Linked DNA regions of Mus musculus: regions 1 and 3 are each linked to region 2. Evidence: chromatin loops called from intact Hi-C (ENCODE). Cell type or tissue: left cerebral cortex. All regions are shown on one strand.

Evidence for each region. A loop is a pair of places that touch in the nucleus more often than their neighbours do. Peaks named below come from ENCODE experiments on the same cell type or tissue, not always from the same donor. Only the 100,000 strongest peaks of a DNase experiment are listed, where the experiment ranks them.
Region 1: it touches region 2 in a loop (1.8-fold over the local background); 1 of 42 quality-filtered maps calls a loop at or near these places.
Region 3: a loop joins it to region 2, with 1.9 times the contacts of the local background. A loop is called at or near these places in 1 of 42 quality-filtered maps.

The regions. Positions count from the first base shown.
Region 1 is chr3:68,468,727-68,471,226 of GRCm38, forward strand. The region is part of intron 4 of Iqschfp (Iqcj and Schip1 fusion protein); the gene reads left to right. All of the region lies in intron 1 of Schip1 (schwannomin interacting protein 1), which reads left to right. Among named protein-coding and RNA genes, the nearest start is that of Gm22073, 78 kb to the right of the region's middle. In left cerebral cortex, a CTCF peak has its summit at 1,097 (motif pointing right); no DNase peak of the experiment used is centred here.
Region 2 is chr3:68,245,083-68,247,582 of GRCm38, forward strand. All of the region lies in intron 4 of Iqschfp (Iqcj and Schip1 fusion protein), which reads left to right. The region is part of intron 1 of Schip1 (schwannomin interacting protein 1); the gene reads left to right. Among named protein-coding and RNA genes, the nearest start is that of Schip1, 180 kb to the left of the region's middle. In left cerebral cortex, no CTCF peak of the experiment used is centred here; a DNase peak (open chromatin) is centred at 1,228.
Region 3 is chr3:68,083,848-68,086,347 of GRCm38, forward strand. The region is part of intron 4 of Iqschfp (Iqcj and Schip1 fusion protein); the gene reads left to right. All of the region lies in intron 1 of Schip1 (schwannomin interacting protein 1), which reads left to right. Among named protein-coding and RNA genes, the nearest start is that of Schip1, 20 kb to the left of the region's middle. In left cerebral cortex, no CTCF peak of the experiment used is centred here; a DNase peak (open chromatin) is centred at 1,332.

The DNA.
Region 1 (2,500 bases), 220 kb after region 2:
CTGTAAGTCCCCCCCCCCCCCCCCGCAGTCACAGACCCAAGGTGGGGCTAGGAGGGGTGCCTGTGAGAAGTCCTGCGATATAATGCTGTAAGAGGCTAATTAGATGAGGAAGACTCCAGTTGTGGCAAAGTGTCGCTGTTACCTCCCAAATACCATGTGAAGAAAAACGCTGGGGAATTCTGTCCTTCACCAGCCTAGGCAGGAAGACTTAGGTGCTCTTAAGCTGATTGTACCTCCATCATTCACTAACTAACTCTGCTTCCAGATGTTGTAGCCTCTTAAGTAACCAATCTGAAATCAACTAACAGAACTTTTGAAGGTCTAAATACTTGCTAGCACAGGGCATCTAGGAAAGGCTAAGATACATTCTTTTGGAAGTGGGATTTTATTGATTGCCTAAGGAGAAGTGGGTGTGGCAGAAGGAAAAAAAAAAAAACCTTAAGGGTCATTTTATCTCCTGTCCCAAGCCTTTTAACCAAGCTCATTCATCAGCTGTGGCCGAAAGTGAAGTCCGCCCAGGAATTTAAAAGAGCGATGGTGTGTTGCAGGGTGTGGGGTCGCCTTCTCTCTTTGCTAAGTCAGGGGCTATTCATCTTCTGAGGCCAGCCGGTTTTGGTGCAGTAGCTGGTGGTGGAAAGGTTTAAAATTGGATTAAAATTCCTTACACATTCTATGCCTTGTAAAAAAATATTCATATATCTGGGTAGTCACTGAAGAATTTATTAGCTAATTTATTGACTAATGAGTGCCCTATGCACTTGTTAGTGCTTCCTCAAGACTCCTTGAAAAGATTTTGTTTTTAAGCAACTGGGCTTTTTCCATTCAAGGTTTTCCATTTCCATTCAAGGGCTTCTCACTTGCCTGGCTGTTCATGTGTGGGCAAAGTCTGACTCTGACTTGCTACCCGAAAACCATAAAGGACTCTCTTGAGCCTGACCTACCACCACAAATGCTACTGTCCAGGCATAAAGTTCATAGTCACAACATAGGCAGTATCTGAGCTTATGGGACTAGCTCTGTTCATTTTGCATCAAGCTAATATAGAAAGAAGAGTCCAAAAGACTGCTTGCAGGCCTGATGGTTTGAATTTGACCCTGGATCCCACAAGGTGGCAGGAGAGAACTGGCTCCTAAGGATTGTCCCCTGACTTCCAAGGGCACCATAGCATAATAGCATCTGCACACACACATACATATGCACACACACATATGCATGCATACATGTGTATATGCTGCTTTCAATGTGCACATAGGCAAGAAGAGCAGAATCTCATCCCCCAAAGCCCCGACATCTCTGTCAGGTGACATTGTGATCATTTGTAAGCAAAGTCAAGGCATTTTAAAAGTACAGCTTCTTAAACGTCTCACACAGTGACTTTCAGTCACATACCAATGGTATGAATTCACAAGGCCATTTATCTCAAGCATGCTTCAATTTCTTCACTACTAGCATGTGGATTAGAAGGGACTTTCCAAGGATGTAGGAAGACCAGTTGGTATTCAGCAGGTCTGGGCTACATTTCCGGTCCCTTCACTTATTCTAGGACTGTGGAGAAATTCCTTAGCTAGTGTGCACCTCGGTGTCCTTGTTTACAAAGTAAATGAGTAACTCATTTTTTTTCTCTCCCTGTGACCTGGAGAAATATATCATCCTTAGAGGAGGAAATGAGGTTTGGAAGCAGAAACTAGCTCTGCAGCCTAAGTTTAGAACCACAGTGGGTTCATGTTCCTCTTCCCAGTCCCCTTTAAGGAGAGGCAACTCGTTCCTAGTTATCAAGCAGGCTTATTGTGGGCCTTCTTACAGCAAGCTCACTTCTACTTATTTGTGTTCCGAGACAAAGAAGAGTTGACTTTTCCCTTTGGTATAACATTCCATGTGCTTGAAGAGCAACAGTAAACCATCTCGGCATCTTTGTAAGAGGGGTCCACTCCAATAAAAAGTGTTGAAGGAGAATTTTTGTTAGAAGACAGCGATTCTTACATGTGCTTCAATAACACCAGTTGCTGCTGCTTTTCTACGAAGTCTCTTAACGAGTTCACATCTGTTCTTGAGAACACCACTGTGTGTGCTGTTTGCATTATTCAGGCTGTTTGAAGAGCTGGCGTGTTTTACTGTATGTAACAGGAATGTGTATGACATATATGGAAGACAATCTCTCTGCCACATTTGGAAGGAAAAGAGACATTTCAGCAGCTGAAATGATCCAAATACCTGTCACAGCATGCACACCAGCTGGGGAAGACAAATGACCCCACTCCCACCCTGAAGCTGGTCTCCTGGATTAACAGCTCTTCCACCAAGAGGCTGGATTTAGAGTTCCCTTAGATTGAGAGTTTAAATTCAGTGTTCGACTCTGGGCTTCTTCCTTAGTGTGTCTGAGGCTCAGTTCAAGTGCATAAGGGAAGGATAATAGTACCTGAGCACACAGCTCGGGGGGAGTCAGAAACACGCCAGTGGGGGTGGCCCTGTCTGCTGCATCCCAATGTTCAACAGTTCCTAG
Region 2 (2,500 bases):
CTTCTGGGCCCTGCATCTTGGTATATCCAGGGGCAAACATTAGAAGGCCTGTCATAACTGAGATAGAAAGTGAGGACCAACATCCGAGAATTTCTGACCTCCACAACCATGCCTCACACACTGGTACCTGCCCTTATGCAAATAGACATACATTATACACAAACAAATATTAATTTAAAAGTAGTCAATGTATGGAGAGCAGAATTCTACAGCAGACTGAATGAATATGGCAAGGTGTCTTTATTTTAAAATCTTACATGGCTAATGTATGTAATGAAATTGGAGGATGCATACAGAATTACTAAGTCTGGCTACTTTTCCTTGAATATGAAGAGAGCCGTCAGTATACTAAGACAATGTTATATCCGCTGACTATTTCATAATGAAGTTGTGTTTACGTTTTCTGTTAGATCATTCTTCAAAACATCTTGGGCTTAGAGGGTTAAAAATACAACAGCTTACCTAAGTTTTACTTCCAAAATTAAAAGCATTTGTAAGTATCGTGAGTTGACATACAAAAATGTAATATGAGGCAATAAAATGGAAATAACTAAGTGACTGTTTAGAGTCCGGCGTTCTCACTATAGACTATGCACACAAACACTTCCTTCTATCAATGGTATAACAGGTATCTATTGTTTACCTACAGTGTGCCAAGGACTAAGATAATTGTACAAGTGCATACACACAAACACATAAGCAATGGAAGATGATGATGCGAAGAATGAGTTTTCCCTTGCAGTCTATCAATGCTGAGAATACAGAAAAGACCTTTGTGTGGGGGAGGGGAACACTAAGATTTACTATGGAAGTTCCACAGGAGCTCTGAAGGAGGTTTGGGCTGTCCTGGGGTGGGGAGGAAGAAACAAGTCTTTAGATTTGTACCTAACCAGCACCTGGCAGATTGGCCATTTGTATAGAGTTGCCAATATGGAAGAGACATGATTCACTAGTCATCACCAGACACAATTCACTAGACATGAATTCACCAAGAAGACTGCATGCTCAGCTACCTAGAATATCCTTTTGTAAAATACTTGCCGGCTTTACCAAGAAAGATCTTGGCTTGAGTTTCAATGGCAAAGGAGTCATTCTGAAAGTGACATTTGATCGACCAGTTTATGAACTTGTCAAAATTCACAGTAGTTCAGAAGTAGGTGCTTTGCAAGTTCTGGGCAGGCAGGAAGAGAGCGATGCTGGCACCCAGCCCAGTCACCGCACTCAAGACTGAGTTAGATTTACAAAAGGAGCAGGTGCTAGCTGCATTTCAAGCTGACACCATTTTTCATGTTGATGTGGGACTTTAACAGCTGTCCTATCACAAGCTCTTCGCAGCCACATTATGGTGTTAACAGTTGTCCTTTACTGAGGGTCTGGAGTGTACCTAGGCTATGTGCTTTTCCTAGGCTGTCACAGTCTTGAAAGTCACCTTAAAATATGGGTTATTATCATATTGCAATGCAAGAGATGGGGCCAGAGTAGGGAAACAAAGTGCCAGCATCACCGCGTTGCAGAATTAGCACACCAGTCAGGTAACATTGTCTAATTCTGAAGTCAGTGTGCTATCTCCTACGAAAGGAGGCAAGTAAAACCAAGAAAAAGAAATAACTGGGAAAGGAAGAAAGGGAGGAGGGAGAGGGCAGAGAGAAGGGACAGAAGGATTGGCAGACATCACTATTAGAATATTTTGCACATTTGTATTTGAGGACTGGGAAGAGGTGAGTTGAGGCTGTCAAGGTCACAGAGAGACAAAGCTCACATCCCCTTGGTCCCTCCCACCAGGCCTCTACTGGCTGTCCAATATCAGGAAATAATTAAAGCACAGTTAAGTCTAACAATTCATTACATGCTCATTTGAAATCTGTATATTTTCTCTAAACCTATTCTGGAAGGGTGGAAAAACTGATTCACAAATATTTTTAATCTCTGTCTGATAGAAGCAGTATTTCTCTACCAAGCTATAAGGCAGAAGTGAACCAACTATGTATTATACATTCAAATTATGCAGAGCAATAAATAATTCTCAAAGGAAATAAACAATGATTTCCAAAAATTCAATTGACATCCCAAATTAGATCTACATAAAAAGATCAGCCAATTAACTCCGCCAACAGCTCTTTCTATTTTGTATTCTCCTTTGCATTCTAAAATTTTGTTTATATAATTACTTCAGAACCATGGGGGAAGTAAACTCATTTCTATGTTTTAGGGAATAATTGTCTTGTTCAAAGGGCAACAATTCTATCCATGAATATAAAAAAGATGTGAAAGAATAACAGATATTCCTTCCACTGTGAGAGAAAATTGCTGCAGGTTGGGAAAGAAAGGAGAGATTCGGGAGATTAAGTAAAAATCGTCTAATCATTTTACTTGGGTAAATGTCAGAGGAAAAGGAAATTGAGTGGCTCTGTTCTCTACTTCCTAAAGTGATCACCCAGAGGGCTGAGTGGAGGAAGATTCTGCCTCGTGGATACATTCTTTGTGTTGAAATTCAGGACTA
Region 3 (2,500 bases), 160 kb before region 2:
CTCTTAGAATGAAGAGAGCAAGGAAGAAGCTAAAGGCAGGGTCTTTAGCAGGTCATCCTGAGCTCCTGCTCCTCCAAGCTTCTTTCTCCCCCCACCCCTGACACTTTCTTTTTTCTTTTAATCTGAAAATCCTGTCCTTCACTTAAGAAATATACCTTTTTAACTAACATGTTAAAATGTTCTCAAGTTGATACCTTGGGAAGATCCTGTGACACACTGAGGAATAACGCCTACACAGTAAAGACCAGCTCCTCAGTATGACGTCACTGGAGTGTGCAGCTTCCCCCTCTTCTGTCCCACTGCCTTTCTCTGCACCTTCAGCCAACCTAAACTCCTTGCATTCCTTTTGGTTAAAACTTAACTCGTACATCAAACATGTAGATTTCCATCAAAAGTTACTGACTGTAGCGGCCTCTTGTCAGTGAAGCCATTGAAGAGCCACAATATAAGGTGAAGGCCTCCTGGTCCTCTATGCCGTTTGCCTTCTCCCTCCTTGCAAGCCACTGGTGAGTAGACTGCCTTGCTCCATGGTGAGTAGAGTACCTTTATCGTTGTTCTCCATTGAAAACCTAATCGAACTCACCTCCTTTATAGTTTTGCTCAATTTCCAAGCTATACTGCCTTTCTTAGCTAGCAATTGCGTGGCATCTTAGCTAATCTGTGGCATCCTTCACATTTTATCTTAAAATTAATGCAAGTGCACTCATCTACAGCATCTACAGCACTTGCTATTTATTCTTGGTCTTATTTTAAGCAGCACTTTCTATGAATTAACTCACTTGAGCTTCACATGGGCCTTTGGAACTGACCTTTGGAGTCCCTGGGACTCTTCACTTCAGTGATGAAGGACTGAACGTCAGAGGATCTACGGAACGTAACCAGTCACTATTGCCAGGAGCTAACCATATCCAGACCCACGTCTCTACCCAGAGGCCATGCTCCTGCTCCTCCACATAGTTTCTTCATAGCTCCTTGTGGGCTTGACTTGTGGTGTTTCACCTCTCTTGGAAACTTGTGGCTCTTGGCGCACACACACATGACACATAGCCACAAGCATTCTCCGAGTGCTGGAGAAATGAAATAGCCTATGTGGGTTTTTTTTAAAGATGGTTGTAACATTCTAAATTTGGAGGACCATTGTAGCTAAACCTTTTGGTTTTTCTGAGGAGGGAATTTCTGGTGGCAGTAGAGGGTGACACATGGACTCTTTTTGGAAGTGAGCATTTTCCCGTAACTCTTCCCTCATACCTAAGTGCTTTCCCTTCTTCGTTTGTTTTCTTAAGACATGTTCACACTTATATTTTAAACAGTGAGAATGAAAAGATCACTTGCAAATGCCAACTAGGAAGAATATTTATTTTAAACAATGCCATTCCAGTGTACCAGCTGCTGTTGCTATGCTTGCCTGATGGTTGCTAGGAGTACCATGGAGAGCTATGCTTGTGATGTCAGGATGATAAGTTGCTTCAACCTAGCATTCCATTGGTTCTTGTCTTTCTGGGATGAAGAATCTTTAACCCTTTGCCATGACAAGGAACTTGATTTTAATTTGCAGAAATAATTTATAGTACAAAATTAATTAAAATCCAGTTGTTTTCTAAGGCTGGGAGGAAATATGTCAATTTACATGGCATCTGTGAGTTTAGGATTCAGAATTTAGGACAAAGTTATATATTTTTTTCTTTAATTTCCCCTCAGAGAATAATTAAATAATTCTAGGAGGCGAGTATCAATATTTGGTATTTGTCATGAGTATATTCCACAATTCTGTTAGTTATTACATTTTAGTGATACTTCTGAAAATTTCCTTTCATAAAAGAAGCTGATGATATTGCGAAGATCATATGCTCCAGTACAGGGGAATGCCAGGGCCAGGAAGCGGGAGTGGGTGGGTTGAGGGGCAGGGCAGGGGGAGGGTATAGAGGGCTTTGGAGATAGCATTTGGAATGTAAATGAAGAAAATATCTAATAAAAATGCCTTATTAAAAAAAAGAAGGCCGATGTCTTCATGATTGTATTTGCCCCTATAGGCTAACTAGTTCTCACGTGGCTTTCATAAATTGTCTTGGCTGCAACATGCCTATGAAGGAACAGGATTTGGTTGTCACATGAATGCAAGAGTAAGATTGAACTGCCTCTTGTGAAGTAACAAAAAGTCTCTCATCAAAGAAATACCAATGTCAACGGAATTTTAATTACTTTGAGCTTATGACTCTATTTCATTCTTTCTGTTCTCCTTGAAAATATTTTTGACATCCCATAAATGTATTCTCTATCATGTCCATAGTCTCCAATTTTGTTATTTTCAGTTACATTGCCTACTTTCTTAGAAGACTCAGCTCTGATTAACACTAGCTCCGTTCAGACCTCATTATGACACAAAAGGCTCTTTGCTCAGAAATTCCTGGGCTTCCAGTTAAGGTAGCATCCTTGTCTGTGTCACACCCTTATCCTCAAGGCTGTTGCTCTTAACACTTATCAACATCTATGGATTCTGTCC